Regions from separate parts of the Homo sapiens genome. Here region 1 is linked to region 2. Evidence: chromatin loops called from intact Hi-C (ENCODE). Cell type or tissue: Caco-2. All regions are shown on one strand. Links, peaks and the distances in the headings refer to the core of each region. The heading gives the core; the rest is flanking DNA.

Region 1 (8,717 bases), core at 176-8,175, 570 kb after region 2:
CTTCTACCTAGTGATTTCAAGCATAATGATCACAAATGGAAGAGTCAATATTTTCTAAAAGATTTGTATTTATTTAGAAATCTATGAAAAATAAACACAAATTAATGGAATCAATGTTTTCTGAACTCCAACTGTGGGCTGGGGCATACACAAAATATAATCATGATGTTAACTAACATTTATTTATACCTACCACAAACACTAGACGAGGTTATAAATTCTTTGAGAAAAGAGGTGGGGCGGTTTAGAACATGTAGAAAAAGGCAAAAATAAAATAAAGTTAATTAGTTAATACAAAAAAACTGTGGTGAAACAAATCTATTCACCTTTGTCTTAAATTCCCTTTAAGCCTAGCGCAGAGGGACACATACAGTGCTTTTTTTGTAGAGGTATATAGTAATTCATAATTAATGTATCTATACAAGGGAGAAGGCACTCATGGTTACAGGGAAGATGTGGTAGGAAAACCTGGAGGAATTGGGGAAATCCAGAGGATATCTTCTCAACCAAAGGATAAGGCAAAGCCCTGGACAAAACCATGATTATCTTTAAAGAAAAGGCAAGCAGTGGAAATGGAGCTGCGAACTGAGATAGAGAGTGGCGAACATGATGAGCCCTGAGAGAAATCTACAGAAGCAAGGCATAGTCTGGAGGTGAAAAACTTCATACAGTACAATGGGCAACACCCCCATAATTATGGACCACTAAAGCTGTGCATTATATACAAATAACATACCAGTGTAGTCTCTCCCCACCCTCAACTATCCTCACAAACAAAAAAATGCAGGCTGCTTCTAAAGGTCGCTGAAGGAATACACAATTTCCTCTTGTGTGGAGATGTAAAAAAATGACTGCTTAAGAATACTATAGAACTTAAAATTATAATTAACTGTAAATTCAATTATTTGTTTTTTCTTTCCCTGGTTAGACCATAAGTGCTGTAAGAACAGACAATAGGATCATACCTTCCTATGGCCAATATCTCACCCCAGTTCTGGACCAGGCAAATACATGCAGGTAATAAATATTAGTTGAATGAATGAAAAGTGAATCAATCCATATGTAAAAGGTAGGAGATCAATAAATGAACAGAAACAGGTTATGTGGAAGGTCAGACTGAGGGGATAAGAAAACCTAGAAGGTCAGATAGCCCTAAAAATATTCCAGTACAAAACTAAAGGCTAACATACTTCTACCAAAAACTTAAGTTATAAAAAGCGGTGATTGACAAATTTAGATTTAGAAGTGTGTAATATATTCTTTGTAATATCTATATTTCCACTTATCAAAAAATTTCAAAGTTTTTGCTTTTCTTTAGCATAGAAAAAAATATGTCTTTATATGCATTCCAATTATTTAAGACACTCAAATTTCCAAGAGCACAAGTAAAGAACATGAAAAAACAGGCTAATGGCATTCATTGGTATATGATCATTCACATCTATCTAGGCACTGGGTTTTTCTCCCTAAAATCTCCTAAAAAATATGAGTTCATAAAAAACAAAGATAGAAAAAAAAGTCAATCAGATTAAAAGAGGGAAAAAAACCTTTGCCCAGTGTGAGGCTTGATTACCTTAATTATTTTGACTTTGAAAGGAACCTTAATGCAGAATTGAACTTTGTCCAGTCTTTCATCTATATATTTTTAAAAAAATAATGACACTGTGTGGTTCATAAGTCTTGTCTAATTATCTTAATTTCTTCAGAAATGTTTCATTTGGTAACTTTTCCAGCAAAATTACAATTTAAACATGCAGTTCAAAAAATCATAAGTCTCTTACTCATTTTAGTGTGAAGCGAGATTAATGGAAGATGCTCATTCCACAATGGCCTGAGCAGAAACTTTACATTTCAAAGTGTATGAACCAACATACACTTCTGCTATTCAATTAAAGAAAATGGTCAGAAATGTCTTTACAATGAAATAAACACACTAAACCTTCTTGCACAGGTTTTTTTTTTCCTCCAAGCAAGTGGTCATCAAACAGGAATTCCACACATATCAGAAGATTTTGTAACCATTTCCACATTAAACAGAATTATCACATTGTGATAAAATGCTGACTCCACTGACGGATCCTGCTGGTCAGTGATTTCATCATTTTATCAAGCATGTGAAGGCTATTATCTTCAAGCTGAATGTTGCTACAAGGTGGTTACACAAACACTGTTTGCTTAAAGACAGTGTTATCTGGAGAAATAAGTCTCTTTTCTAAAGTAAGGTAAGGCATTTCCCAAGATTTCTCACTAAACAGCCCAGGCTTCTGAGAAACTCTCTATAAAAATGTAGAAACAAGTACCCTTTCAAGGAAAACTACAGATTAATACATATATTGAAAACAATGTACAAAGCCAACATCACATGGCCATGCTAATAAATTCATTTTGGTTATTTGTTTAAGCTTCCTACTAATCAAATTTTCTAGGATGATAACCATCAAGAGATGACTTCAATTTTAGAAAAAAAGAATGATGAAAGACATGAAAAGTTTTCTTAATTATACAAAGCAAGATTAGTCTGCCAGAGATGCTGCCCTATTATATTTCGTGTGTGTGCATGCATGTACACCCACACTCTTAAGACTTTAAATCAATCTATGCTCTTTTCATAATTCTTACTACATAGACATAAGTATCTCTTTTAAGCCACAAATGAATAGAAAGTGATCCTTTATAAACAGAATCTCAGATAACATTTATTCATAATGACGGAGTATTTGGCTATAGGAAAAATTTATATTCTATAGAAAATATTAATATTTTATAGAAGTTTATCAAGCCTATGTGCATTTTTAATGATTAATTCCAAATTCATCAGGAACTTAGCACCAAAGATGCAAGTACTAAAGGCAGTGGCAAGTTTAACAAAATGCTATTGATACCAAATTTTTTAAAGCAATCAATTTGGTGACATACTAATTTCTTATGTAGCAAAATAATAAGTGTGGTGGCAGCTTCATAATGCTTGACAACATACAGCTCGGGCATCTAGGCACTCTGCTAACAAGCCAGACATGCTAGCTCCTTCATTTACACGAGGACACAAATGAGCAGGAAAGGATGGTACAACACAAAAAGAAAATAACTTGGGATCTCAGGCAGTTGCCCAGGTGATGGTAAAGCGCCAAGCTGAAAAACCTGTGGTCGCTAAGCAGCAGCAAAGACAATAAAGAGATTCCCATCCAGCTTCACAGCAGCTGCAGTAAGTTCAGACTGGTGGAATCACAGCACACCCTGGTGACAAAAACGAGTCACCTCTGGCTGACCTGATAGCCACTGAAGCACCAAGGCCACCACCTAACACTTCTTTAAATCTTCCTGAGAAAAACTAAAAACATGGTGAATAAACTTGCACTATTAGGAAAAAAAGGGAAACTAAAAGAGATTTTATATAATATAAATGCTAATACTATTTTCAAAGTATCTGGCTTAGTGGCTTACCAGCAATGTGACCTTGGGCAAGTTTTTAGATTGTCTGTGCCTCAATTTCACAATTTCACATTGGGAATATTTTAAGTCCTCACCTTACAGGATACCATACAGATCAAATAAAGACAATATTTGAAACATGCTTAGAACAGGACCTGGCACACAGAAAACATCGTATGTATTCATTCATGAATAAATATGAATTCAATGTAGACATATAATTTTTTAAGCTGAAAAAGAATAATAAAAGTTATAAGGTACTGAGTGCTTGCTATGTGCCCTCCTCTGTACTCTTTACATACATGATGCCCTTTAATCTTTTTTTTTTTTTTTTTTTTTTTTTTTCTGAGATGGAGTTTTGCTATTGTTGCCCAGGCTGGAGTGCAATGGCTCAGTCTCGGCTCCCTGCAACCTCCGCCTCCCAGGTTCAAGCAATTCTCCTGCCTCCGCCTCCCGAGTAGCTGGGATTACGGGCATGTGCCACTACACCCAGCTAATTTTGTATTTTTTGTAGAGATGGGGTTTCACCATGTTGGACAGGCCGGTCCCGAACTCCTAACCTCAGATGATCCACCCACCTCAGCCTCCCAAATTGCTGGGATTACAGGCATGAGCCACTGCGCCCAGCCGCCCTTTAATCTTTATAGCAAATATGCATTATAGGTGTATCTCCTTTTATAGATGAAGAAAGGCAAATGTTAAGACCAAAACAAAACTAGCAAGTGGCAGAGCTAAGATTCAAACACAGATATTTCTGACTCCAAAACCTATGCTTTTAACCATACTGCACCATAGAGAAAACTGGTTTTACCCATCTGTTCCTATTTTATGGATGAGGAAACTGAAGTGTCTTAGATAAAGCCCCACAGGTAGCTAATGGATAAATGAGGAATTAAGGTGTCTTGGCCTATTACAAGCAGATACCTCTCTGTTCCAAATGACTAAATAGGTGTAAAATTCCATTGCCACTGGAATAGTCTTGAATCACTCAGGATTAGAATTAGTCTAAGGATATCTGCCCTACCCAACACAACACACTGAAGCATATGCTACAGTAAATTAGGGAACAGAAGAGATTTTTCACTTAAGGTAGCGGAAGGCAGGAAGGTCAGGTATCCTGAATGACTCTCTAATATGATCAACTTCATCACAGTAACTGCCAAGTGTAATGCCAAAATGTGGTAAATTTCAACTTTGTTTTTCCAACATAGAAGGAAAGATCCATATAGAGGGCTAGATAGGGTACAGGAGCCCACCAGCTGCCTCTCTCTCGGCCGATACCACTGATAATCATTTCGAAAATAAAGAGGTCTCTGGCAGGTGCATTTTCCCTTAGTATGCCCAGGCTTGACAATGAAAGGAAAACCAGCCAGCTCCCACCCACAGGTGTTGGTTGGAAGTCATTCGGCAGCAGCTGGAGCTGAGGTACACACAAGCTCTATCCTACCACCCTCTCAAGCAAAAAAAGAAAAAAGAAAGTTGATACTTTAAAACATTAAGACTAAAAAGATATGGGTATATGTATATTAAAAATACAGGGTTCATCTGCAAGATATGTAACAATTATAGGCAGAGCTCTCACCCTATATAAACATTAACCCCTTTCTAGTTGTATGAATCAGGCCAAATCAAATGCTATGCTCAGAATCAAGATAAGAATATTGGTTTGGGAACCTTCTTACAACTATATCTTCAGGCATTTGTTTATACAACTAATAACAGAAAAAACTACCTCTTCACATTAAAAAGTTTATCATTTACATGTTTTTATAGTGTAATGAAAGCAGTGATCATTCCTTAAAAACAGTAAATGCAAATTCATATTCTGAACATCTACTCTGTAAGAAAGCCAGAGTTTACCTAGAAATGGTCAAAATCCTAGTAAATGACAAACCACTTTGCATGAATCATGTCACAGTATTTTTATTTCATTAAATCCCACCAAACTTAATATTTTATCAACTACAGGCATCTTCCTTACTACAGGTTGAGTATCCCTTATCCAAAATGCTTGAGACAGAAGTGTTTTGAATTTTGATTTTTTTCAGATTTTTGGCGTATTTGCATATATATAAAATGAGATATCTTGGGGATGGGACCCAAGTCTAAACACTTAATACATTAATTTTTTATGTGTATACCTTATAAACAAAGCCTAAAGACAATTTTATTTTTCCTTTGCAGATGCTTTGTGTTGTGTGCCTACATTTTGACTGCGACCCTTCACATGAAGTCAGATGTGAAATTTTCTACTTACAGTGTCATGTTGGTGCTCAAAAACTTTCAGATTTGGAAGCATTTCAGATTTTGGATTTTTGGATTGGGAATATTCAATCTGTAACTCAAGACTTTCTTGTAATATGCTGTGCATATGAAAACTGTTACAAAATATTCTGTTTACTATTTCACAGATTTGATTAAATATTGTCCTTTATATTCTGTTTATCTCAAAATAGTAGAGCCTCAAACTTTACAGGAGTATTGAAATTATACCACTATTGCAAAAAATACAAATCAATAATGTCACCTTACAGCTTAAAAAATTGTTTACAATTCTTATTTCTACATAAAATATATAAGTATGGGGAAATTTCCCCATCCATAAAATAGGAACAGATGAGTAAAACCAGTTTTCTCTATGGTGCAGTACAGTTAAAAACATAGGTTTTGGAGTCAGAAATATCTGTGTTTGAATCTTAGCTCTGCCACTTGCTAGTTTTGTTTTGGTCTTAACATTTGCCTTTCTTCATCTATAAAAGGAGATAACACCTATGATGCATATTTGTTATAAAGATTAAAGGGCGGCTGGGCGGAATGGCTCACGCCTGTAATCCCAGCAGTTATGGGAGGCTGAGGCGGGTGGATCATCTGAGGTCAGGAGTTTGAGACTATGTATAATGCCAAACTCAAAAATATTCTAAATGATAAAGAGGTAACATAATATTTATATTATTTTGCTGTGTTTATCATAAATGACTTCTCAGAATCACTAAGCACATCAGATATTTTCTTTTTGTTTTTAATGGAAAAGGTATTTTCTTCCTTTCTTTGTAGAGAAAACAATGAAATTATCCAGGAAAATTTATTTCTTATTACTCTTCTAAAATATAATCTTTATTTATGTTTTCCTTCAGAACAGAAAAGTTTTTATAGCTTTATTGACGTATAATTGACAAATAAAAATTATACATATTTAAGGTGTACCAAATGTTTAGATATATGTTACATTGTAGAATGATTTCCACAATCAAACTAATTAGCACATCCGTAATCTCACATAGTTACCGTGTGTGTGTGTGTGTGTGTGTGTGTGTGTGTGTGTGTGTGTGGAAAACTTAAGATCTATTCTCTTAGCAAATTTCAAGTACATTCTTATTAACTACAGTCACCATACAATACATTAGGTCTCCAAAATTTATTTATAACTTAAAGCTTCTATGCTTTGACCAACAGCTTCCCATTTTCCCCCCACCCAGCCACCGGCAATCACTATTCCATGCTGTACATACTAAATTGCATGCTCTAAAATTTCTATGAGATCAACTGTTTTAGATTCCACATATAAATGAGATCCTGCAGTATTTGTCCTTATGTGCCTAAATTACTTCATTTAACATAATGTATTTCACTACTGTCACAAATAACAGAAATTTCCTTTTTTTTAAAGGCTGAATGATATTCCACTGCATATAAATAGCATATTTTCTGTATGCACTCATCCATCAATGGACATTTCAGTAGTTTCCATATCTTGGCTATTGTTAATAATGCTGCAATAAACCTGGAAGTACAAATATATTTTCAATGTGCTGATTTCATCTCCATCAGATGAGTCCCCAGAAATGGGATTGCTGGATCATATAGGAGTTCTATTTTTAATTTCTCAAGGAACCTCCATACTGTTTTCTTTCCATAATGGCTGTACCAACTTACATTCCCAACAACAATGTATAAGGTTCCCTTTTCTCCACATCATCACCAACACTTGTTTTCTTTTGTCTCTTCTTTATAATAGCCATTCTAACAGGTATGCAGTGATATCTCACTGTGGTTTTGATTTGCATTTCCCTGATGACTGAGCACCTTGTAATATAACTACTGGCCATCTGTATGTGTCCTTTGGAAAGTTTTCTATTCAGGTCCTTTGCCCATCTTTGGTGTTTTGTTTTTACTGAGTTGTACAGGTTTCTTATTTTTTATATTAATTCCTTATCAGATACATGATTTTTAAATATTTCTCCAATCCATAGGTTGCCTTTTCACTTTGCTATTTCCTTGCTTAGCAGAAACCTATTAGTTTAGTGTAGTCCCACTTGTTTATTCTTACTTTTATTGTCTGTGCTTTTGGTGTAATATCCTAAAAATCACTGCCAAAACTAATGTCATGGAGATTTTTCCCTATGTTATCTTCTAGGAGTTTCACAGTTTCAGGTTATATGCTCAAATATTTAATCCATTTTGAGTTGATTGTTGTATATGATGTAGGATAAGAATATGATTTCTCTTATTTTCATGGTGGATATGAAGTTTTCACGACATCATTTTTGAAAAAAACTATCCTTTTTCCATTGTGTATTCAGGGTGCCTTTGTCAAACAATAGTTAATCACCTCTAGACCTGCCTTACAACAAATGCTAAAGGGAGTTCTTCAAGCTGAAACAAAAGGATGCTGGTTAGTAACATGAAAACATATGAAAGTATAAAACTCACTGGATGAAGACCTTTATAATGCTGCACTTCCATTTAATGGATAGTAAATACATTTCCTTATAAGTCCTTATGACTTTCTTAATAACATTTTCTTATCTCTAGCTTACTCTTGTAAGAATAGAGTATGTAATACATATAACCTACAAAACATGTGTTAATCAACTGTTTATGTTATCAGTATGGCTGGAGGTCAACAGTAAGCTAGTAGTAGTTAAATTTTCAAAGAGCCAAAAGTTATACACACATTTTCAACTGTGTAGAACGTCTGTGCCCCTAACTCTTGCATTGCTTAAGAGTCGACTGTATATCCCCTTTTTGTAGTAAGCCTTTGAAATCCAGTGAGATGTGCTTAAAGCACATCTCAATGCATAATAGCTATGTTTCAAGTGCTCAATAGCTATATGTGGCTAGTGGTTACCAGTGAGCACCAACAGTTCTAGCTATTAAGTGCTATGTTTTGGGGATAGAGAATTATTATGATTTGGAATGAATTCTGGGGGCAGATGGAATTTGAGTTGGGTCCTGAAAGAATGTTAAGGTTCAGAAAAATGGGGAAAGCATTTCTGGAAGAAATAGTG
Region 2 (8,717 bases), core at 267-8,266:
ATACCCCCAAATTTTTTTTTGTTTTAAATTTTTTAAAAATGAAGAGTTTTTATTTCTTTGTAAGTCGACACTCAAAATTAAACATAATTTAAGGACATATTGCAAGTTTCTTTTCAGAAAGCAAAATGAAAAGGCTTCACCTGCATCTCTAAAAACAAAGCCAATTAATATGCCAGGTTCCTTTCCTCCACCAAAAATAATGGAACATTTGCATACAGCAGAACTAGGAAGCTAGTCTCGTTCATCAGCTTATTATAATGCCTCCTGACAGCCTCACACACTGCCTCATCAACATCATACTGTTTCAATTACACATTTTTTTTACCCACTTCACGTGTTAAGCCATCTTCACTTCTATCTCACCTCAAGCTGCAGTATATAATTGAACTGCATTTTTCCAAGCATAGATGGATTCTCTGCAAGTCAGAAACTGAATCGCTAACATTGTATTGTTCCAGGCCACAAAAGAAAGGGGAAAAGGTGGGAGGGAAAAGAACCACGGTGGATTTTAAAGAAACAAATAATCCCTCCCCACAAAAGCCTGCCCCTCGGAACCAATGGCAGAAAGAATTAAGAATTGGCTGGAGCGCAGTATGGGGTCCCTCTGCCAAGGAAATGGAAATTGTCTTTTTAAGAACCACTGAAGCCTGCTCACTCCCCTGTGATCATCCTACCAGTCTGCTCCACAGTGCAAGAGTAAGGAAGCAAGGGCTTTGATTTTGCCAGCAAACTATAGGAAAACAAAATAAAGACTGGGCTTGAAAAGATGAGCTTTAATTTAGCAAATGCCATAGAGATATATCCCAAGACAACTGCCACCTCACATTTAAAAAACTATCTTTTATTTGGATCATGAAGAAAAATGTGGATAAAGCAAAATAATTCCAAAAGAGCATGGCTCTTATTAAGTGGCTCTGGAAAAACTCTAGGCAGACTGAAGGAAAACGCCTTCATATCATTACAGAGTCCATCTTTCAGAAAGAATTATAATTGCATGAATATGTAGCGTTCAGAGAGCTGAGTGGAGAGTAAGTTTTCATAGCAACAGAGCAGGTTGGAAATCAGATGTAACAGATTTTTTGGTGTTTAGATGATTTAGGAAAATTTCACATTACCTTCCTCTCAAATTGACATTTCATCCTGATTGGTTAATTATCATTTTTTCTGTTTCAGCAGCAAAAAGGTCCCGAGTAATGCAGTTGGAGCTGTATTGTCTTTGTATGACTCCCAAATGTAATTTTAGGGTCTTTTCAGCCCCTGTTGATGTTTAACTTAAAAACTACAATCAACCTTTTAGCCCACAGACCCTAAGCCTCACGTTAAAATCTGTAAAAACTGGTAATCCTGGCCTGTTTTCGTTCTCCCAGGGCTCAGAGAGCTTGACCATGTCTGAACAGATGGGACAGTTTGAATGAGAACAGCATGCACTCTAGAGGTTCTCTGCATTTGGGTGGCAGCTTTACATACCAACAGGACGTTTGCCTGCATTTAGGTTGGAAGCACAAGAGGCCTGCTAAAGAGTGCTCACTCACTCTCCAAGGTATGAAGGATTCTTCAGCCCTCTGAAAATAATTCCAATACTATGTAACACTTTTTTAAAATCAGTGCCAAATGTATTTAAAATTAAGTAATGTTGCCAATAGCTGAGGCCTTCAAATATAGAAATTTTTATAACATCTGATATGGTTTGGCTGTGTCCCCACCCAAATCTCATCTTGAACTGTAGTTCCCATAATCCCCACCTATGGTGAGAGGGACCCAGTGGGAGGTAATTGAATCATGGAGACAGTTTTCTGCATGCTATTATTGTGATAGTAAGTCCTCATGAGATCTGATGGTTTTATAAGAGGCTTCCCCCTTCGCTCAGCTCTCATTCTTCTTGCCGCCACCATGAGAAGCATAATGTGTTTGCTTTCCCTTCTGCCATGATTGTAAGTTTCCTGAGGCCTCCCCAGCCATGCTGAACTGTGAGACAATGAAACCTCTTTCCTTTATAAATTACCCAGTCTCAGGTATGTCTTTATTAGCAGCATGAGAATGGACTAATACAACACCTTACATTTTAACCACATATTATTTTGTTTCCACTATATTATATTTATTGAGAGTCCACTAAGAGCTAGATTCTTGAATTAAATAAAGAACAAAAACACTGTGGACACTGCGGAAAAGAAACATGAATTAACTATTAGATAAGTGGTGAAACCGCACATGTAATAAAAGCTGCAAAGGAGAGATAGTTACTTGGAGCTGTGAGACCCTTCTATAAGGGGATCTGACCTAGTCAAGGAGGTCTTGAAATTAGAGTGTGTTGATGTGAAGGATAAGTAGGAGTTGACAAGACAATGAGGGGAAAGAAGAGAATGCCAGGAAGAGGAAACAGCAAAGTCCCTATCATGAGAGGGGGCATGTTGAACACAAAGAATGAGACACAGTTTTTAAAAAGACCACCATGCCTAGAAAACAAGAGTGAGCAGGGTGAAGGATGAGACCGAAGAGAAGGCAGAGGCCAGGTCTTGTAGGTCATGTTGAGGGATAGGACATGGAGGAAAAAATAAGAATATATTTATGGGTCACGTTGAAATCTTTTGCAGGAGGTGACAATAATTTATGTTTTGTAAAGATCACTCTGGCTGAAACTGTGGAGAACAGAGTGGATGGGGACAAAAGTGGATCTGGGTAGATGAGTTGGGGGCTACTGTGTGCAGCAGTCTGAGCGCCAGTGGGTGGTGAGAGGTGCACATGGTAGGTTCTTGGTGTGGCCCAATGCAGGATGGACATATGTGTTGCCTCACTCTTTATTTGTAGACACTCGTCCTCTATCCTGCACCCTGCCTCCTGAATAATCTTCTCAAAGTGCAATACTGACTCTGTCATTTTCCACGTACCCATGGCAACAGGCTCAGTCTATGCTGGCACTCAGGATTGAAAACCTGAGCCCAACCTATTTTTGAGGTTGCTTTTCCACTTCCTATCTATGCAGAGCCCCACTTTGTCCAAAGTAGTTTACTTACCTTCCTGTTGTTTATGTCCTTCAACCCAGCCTCCTGCTGTCCTGCTCTTCTTTACACTTTTGTTAAGGCCTGAATTCATCTCCCACCTCTGTTCTCCCTGTCTAAATCCTGCCCATCCTTTCCCTCCAGCTTAAACCGCTTCCATTAAGAATTATCAGGCCACTGAAGTCCAATTACAGATCTCTCAAATTCTACCACATGCATTTTGTGTTATCTGGCAATTAATCATGCCTTGTTTTGCTATGCCAAATTGTCAATTGATAATAGTAATTTTTTTAGCTTTTCACAGGTGTATGTTTTATCTCTTTATCTAATTAATAAGGCACTGGTGGCAAGTGCCCTATTGTATATTTTTCTGTGCCTTTCTCAGCACCTACACAATGCTTCATATATAGTTAGGTCTTCAATGACAAAGTACTGTTTAAAATTTGCTCTGAGATATGCTTTACCTTGGCCCAGGAAATCAGGAAAGGGTTTCGGAGGACTCCACCTAATCTATTTAATCAGACTTGGAAAATTCTTGGAGTAACATATATTAGGTGGTAAAACTGCCAGAGTAATTTTGAACCAGAATCTCCAGTGATAAGTCTGGATTTACCAAGGAAGAAAAAAGAGACTCTGGAGTGATAAAAACAAAAAGCCTGTATTCAAATCCTGACTCAACCACTTACGTTCAAACAGATCTTGATCTAGTTCTTCATTTCTCTAAGATTCTGTGTCCTCATCTGAAAAATGGGGATAGTTGTACCTATCCAGAAGACAGTATGTAAAGATATGATACAAATCTGAGTGAGCACCTGGCAAGCTGTCTGGTCATTGGTATTAAAAGAAAAGTGAGTAATTTCTCCTCAAGTCTTCCAATTACCTCTACTCTAAGGCACATGTACCCATGCACGCATTTTCACACTCATTCACACACACACACTCACACAAGAAACTTCTTTTAATCTGTCCTTTACTCCCATATTGTGACTGAATTGACTTGACTTCTCAAATCCATTATCTTTTTTCTTTTTGTCTCTGTTTTCTTCTTTCTCCGTCTTTCTTATTTTGATGAACACCTAACAACAAGATGTTGGAAATTACTGTTGAAAAAAATATATACCCACTATTGACAGTCTTTTCAATATACCAGCAACATTACTGAATGTAAACAGGAAGGGTAAGAACTTCTACCAAATTCCCTTCCTATTGTCCAACAAGCAAACATTTCTGCTCTGAGCCATTAATCCTCCTATTGTATTCTCTTCCCAACAGTCTAACTGAGTGAGATTAAAAATCAAAAGAAAAAAATAGTTGAGAGATTAGGAGATACTGACAATTCAAGCTCCCTAAAAGTCTCTGAATGACCAAGAAACAGGAAAAGTTGGCCTTTCTCATTAAAATCTATTTGAATCAGTGCAATGTCTGAAGGCATTACGTAATGTTTATATGTAGACTTTGTATACTTGAGATGTGGTAAAATAGCCAAAACAAGATTGCCCTCATCTGATATCAGCTTCTCTAAATGTCTCAACAGTGACTATTCCCTTAAGAACTATAGGTATGCAGGGCATTCAACGTGTATCAGGAGCTGTAAGAAACAGACGAATGCCAGCCTGTTCCAACCCGCGGTATCTATTAATCACTTTTTAGACGGGCACTATTTAATGTCACATGAAGACAAGTGAGCACTGCTGTTGGCTGTTTACCAAGACTCTAGAACAAAGTCCACTTTGGCTGCTTTCTGCCTTAATTTATTTTTAATAATGCATACTAATTTTTATGTGTCATTGGCAGTCAGCTATAAATTTTTCTCATTAAAAATAACTCCCCTATATAGAAGTACAGGGATGAAATAAGTGTGTATTTCCAACTCAAAGAAATATATTTTTTAACTGATTTGTGTGACTCTAACCTGAGGCCATATTAAAAAATAAAACCCTCAAAATTTTTGCAAAATTGACCCAATCTTGAAAAGATATATGTAAAGTTGCCTGAATCTATTAGAGATTTTCATTATTATTGTTATTTTAAAGAGTTTTCTTTTCTAGTTTCATTAAACCTCTGATGTGAAAAAGTGAGTGTTCTATACAGATGGAAGAAGTCTGGTCAGCACTTAAGAAGCTGACTAACAGGGACTTAGCTAGCTCTAAGGCGATTCCTATTAGAATGAAAAAGAAACAGACTAAGTGCCAAACTCAAAACTATTCTCTTACAGAGATAAACTGTAAGTGCTCTAAAGAAAGTGAAAACAGCTCTCTGGGGAATGCTTGGGATTTGGGCAAAAGAACAATGCAACTGTTTCTATAAGTCAATTGGAAATACTGGGGCTGGGGCGGGGGATTTGGAAGAGTTCTGAAAATGGGAAAAAGAGTTGCCAGAGGGTGAAGTTGAAGGTTTGGCCCCCATTTAGATTTAGTTCACTGATCCTGTAGACAAACACTCGTTAGTTTTGTAAAGGAAATAAATTAGCCCCAAGATGAATGTGGACTCAATTTGTAACAGAGAGGCTAATTATATTTTTAAAGCCTTCAAGAATATATAAACTATCACCTGGTCTTTAGGATTAATAACATTTCAATACTTCAAAATAAATGGGTTGCTTAAACAACACTAAAAATTTCTACACCTTGCCTTCGGAAAACCTATATGATACAGTGATTAGCTTGGGCTTTTCTAACTTCTTCAACAACATTGAGAATGATTCCTGAAAAACTACAGATCAAAAATGGATACATGATTTATTCCTCTTTTCCTTGAATATGAAAAAGCTGAAATTGACTTCAAAAGGATTCTCTGGGAGTTATAACTATGCTCTAGCAAGAGGTTCCAATAAATCAAAGATGGCTATCTGTGTTGAACAAAAATCCAGGAAGAAAACTCATGACCCACTCCAGAGCAATCTGAGCAACTTTCTCAATCTTTAGAGCACAAACAAGTCTAAGCTTGAATTTTCGACCTGGTGCTAAACTTGCATATGATTCAGGAAAAGATAAAAATGATTGCATGTTCTCTCTCAATTTTAACTCCAATACACCTGATAGGAAAATATCTCCATTTCGGAGATGCCAATATGGAATCCCTCAGACAGAGGGCAGAAGCTGATAAGCAGGAAGAATGAGATCTCTCAGGAGAAGAGTCCATGGGGGCTTCATTTTTATCAATGATTGTATACTTAGATGTGGAGGTGGAAAGTGGATTATCAATCAGGAGAAACACTGACCCAGTGCAGTTGCATGTGTTTTTTTGCAGAAAGGTTTTAAAATACTGGCAGTAAGAATTAATGAGTGAGTAGGTAAAGGAAGTAAAAATGAAACTAAGTAATAAAAAATGATAATAAGTTACATGATATGAGGAAAACAACAGAACACAATATGGCAATGAGGAAGATGTTAAATAAACCTTGCATTTCTGAATCATCTTAAAAGAGATCTTTTAACTTTTAAATTTTCCCCAAAGGGAGGCTCAGTCAATAACATGTAAAAATCTGAAACCTGAGCTACTATTCCGTATTTATTGAAACAATTATTTTAGGAATTCTACGTGGTGATAACAAGTTCCATGCTCATCGTCTTTCCACAGTATGCAAGATGAAACTGTAAACCAAATATTTACTGCACCCTTACTATGAATTTGATTTTTTTAAATGCTATTTAAATCACTAAACTTCATTTTTTGAAAATTCATTTAAAGGGTCTTATTCAATATTTGTTGCCTGTCACCAGGCCAAGACTGAGCAAATAAATGGGAGTATGCCTTCATATGGGCAGAACTTTACCACTCACCCAAAGTACATCCTGTGTTTCCCTGTTGATTATGGTGTCCATTTTGTCCAGTAAATATAACTGAAATCTCTGCTTTGGCCACTCGAGGTCTCCTTGCTTACTCTCTCATTCTCAGGGGTATTCAAGGTAGTTTACCTCATCAAGTTGTGAATTATCTTCTGACCGCTGCTGTCCCTGGATTTCTTCTATACAAATTTGCTTTTATATTAGATTCAGTATCACTCATCTGAGTAAAGAGCTATTTCTATTTTGCATGGAGAAATATATAAATAAAAATAAATACAGTTGATCAATTAGAAAATATGTTTATAAACATGAAATTAATATTCTCATTTAAAAGATGAATTTTAGGCTGTAACACATTGATGAACATGTGGAATTGCTACATTTATCCAACTTCAACTTCAGAAAGAGGTACATTTTCCAGAAAACTCAATTTAACAAATTGAAGAATCAAAACTTCTAATTGTCAGAATAAATTTAAAATGACCTAATCCTAAAAGATACTACACTTGTTTCTGTTTAAACAATCAGAATGTAATGTATGTAAGTTAACCTTTACTTAAGAAGTGATTCAACAAGGTATCATGGCATGATTTTTCAGTTTTATGGCTAGTTTAGTATCCAAAGGTCAGCTGTCATCTCTTGCTACAGCCAGTCACGCTTTATGAACAATATGCCTTTTTTGTATTTATTGCTTCTACTTTGTGATGGGTTCAGAAATTTGACGCCAGACCTATTAAATTTGAATCTAAATACATATATGTTGGATCAGGATATATACTGGATACAGTGGTTTGAGGCAGCTTCTACTGTTTGCTTTTATACACCCAAACACCCTCCTTACCTTATGTGAGTGTGTGAGAGTGTGTGTTTGTATATGTGTGTGCATCCTTGAAGCATGTGTAAAAGATTTTGCACAAGCCACAGACTTCGTGCCCCTCTAGGTGTCTTTTACAACCAAAATTTCAAAATTTTGATCCATGTCCCCCAAATTAAAGATTTAGAACTCAGGAATATATTTTTGACTGAAAAAAAAAAGTAAGTATTTTAGTGTTATATAAAAAACCTAAAGAAATGTATAAGTATAAAGAAATGCTTTGAGGTGCTACATTTGTTCCTCAGTCAGGATTGAAACAGGCATCTACTTTTGCCCATTTCTTTTTCTAACCAAAATCCATGCTGGCAGGAAGTTTGCTCAGTATTTAAAGCTGAACTCTTGGCTATAAAACAAAGTCAAAGAAGACTGCTCACATCAACCCACACTCTAACCAATGATGTACATAAGTCTATATCTCAGACATTGCAGATGATCACTAGATAAGAAATTGCCATCAAAAACAGGTGTTCAGGTCAGGCACGGTGGCTCACACCTGTAATTCCAGCACTTTGGGAGGCCGAGGTGGGTGGATCACGAGGTCAGGAGTTCGAGACCAGCCTGGCCAACAAAGTGAAACACCGTCTCTACTAAAAATACAAAAAAATTAGCTGGGCATGGTGGCGGGCACCTGTAATCCCAGCTACTCGGGAGGCTGAGGCAGGAGAATCGCTTGAACGTGGGAGGGGGAGGTTGCATTGAGCAGAGATCGTGCCACTGCACTCCAGCCTGGGTGACAGAGCTAGACTCAGTCTCAAAATAAAAGCAACAAACAAACAAAAAGTTGTGCAGAAAAGCCCTGAAATAAGTTTTAAAAAAATGGATATTACTTTGAAATATACCACTAAGTAGCAATGTTCTCACAGTCAATCTCCTAACCAAGCTGCTTTCATGTTCTTATTTGTAACAGCAAGTAGAGAGTTGTCAAGAATCAGCAAACTACAGTCCCCAGGTCAAATCTCATTTGACACCTAGTTTTGTAAACAAAGTTTTATTGGAACACAGACACACCCTTACATTTACATTGCCTTTGGCTTCTTTCGAACTATACTGGCAGAG

Evidence for each region. Hi-C counts contacts between places; a loop is a spot of excess contacts. Peaks named below come from ENCODE experiments on the same cell type or tissue, not always from the same donor. Only the 100,000 strongest peaks of a DNase experiment are listed, where the experiment ranks them.
Region 1: a loop joins it to region 2, with 6 times the contacts of the local background. A loop is called at or near these places in 2 of 110 quality-filtered maps.

The regions. Positions count from the first base shown.
Region 1 is chr20:14,136,805-14,145,521 of GRCh38, reverse strand. All of the region lies in intron 3 of MACROD2 (mono-ADP ribosylhydrolase 2), which reads right to left. Among named protein-coding and RNA genes, the nearest start is that of MACROD2, 150 kb to the right of the region's middle. In Caco-2, for the core only: a CTCF peak has its summit at 3,217; DNase peaks (open chromatin) are centred at 2,081 and 3,191.
Region 2 is chr20:14,708,333-14,717,049 of GRCh38, reverse strand. The region is part of intron 5 of MACROD2 (mono-ADP ribosylhydrolase 2); the gene reads right to left. Among named protein-coding and RNA genes, the nearest start is that of MACROD2-IT1, 160 kb to the right of the region's middle. RefSeq lists an enhancer at 1,205-1,706. In Caco-2, for the core only: no CTCF peak of the experiment used is centred there; a DNase peak (open chromatin) is centred at 4,619.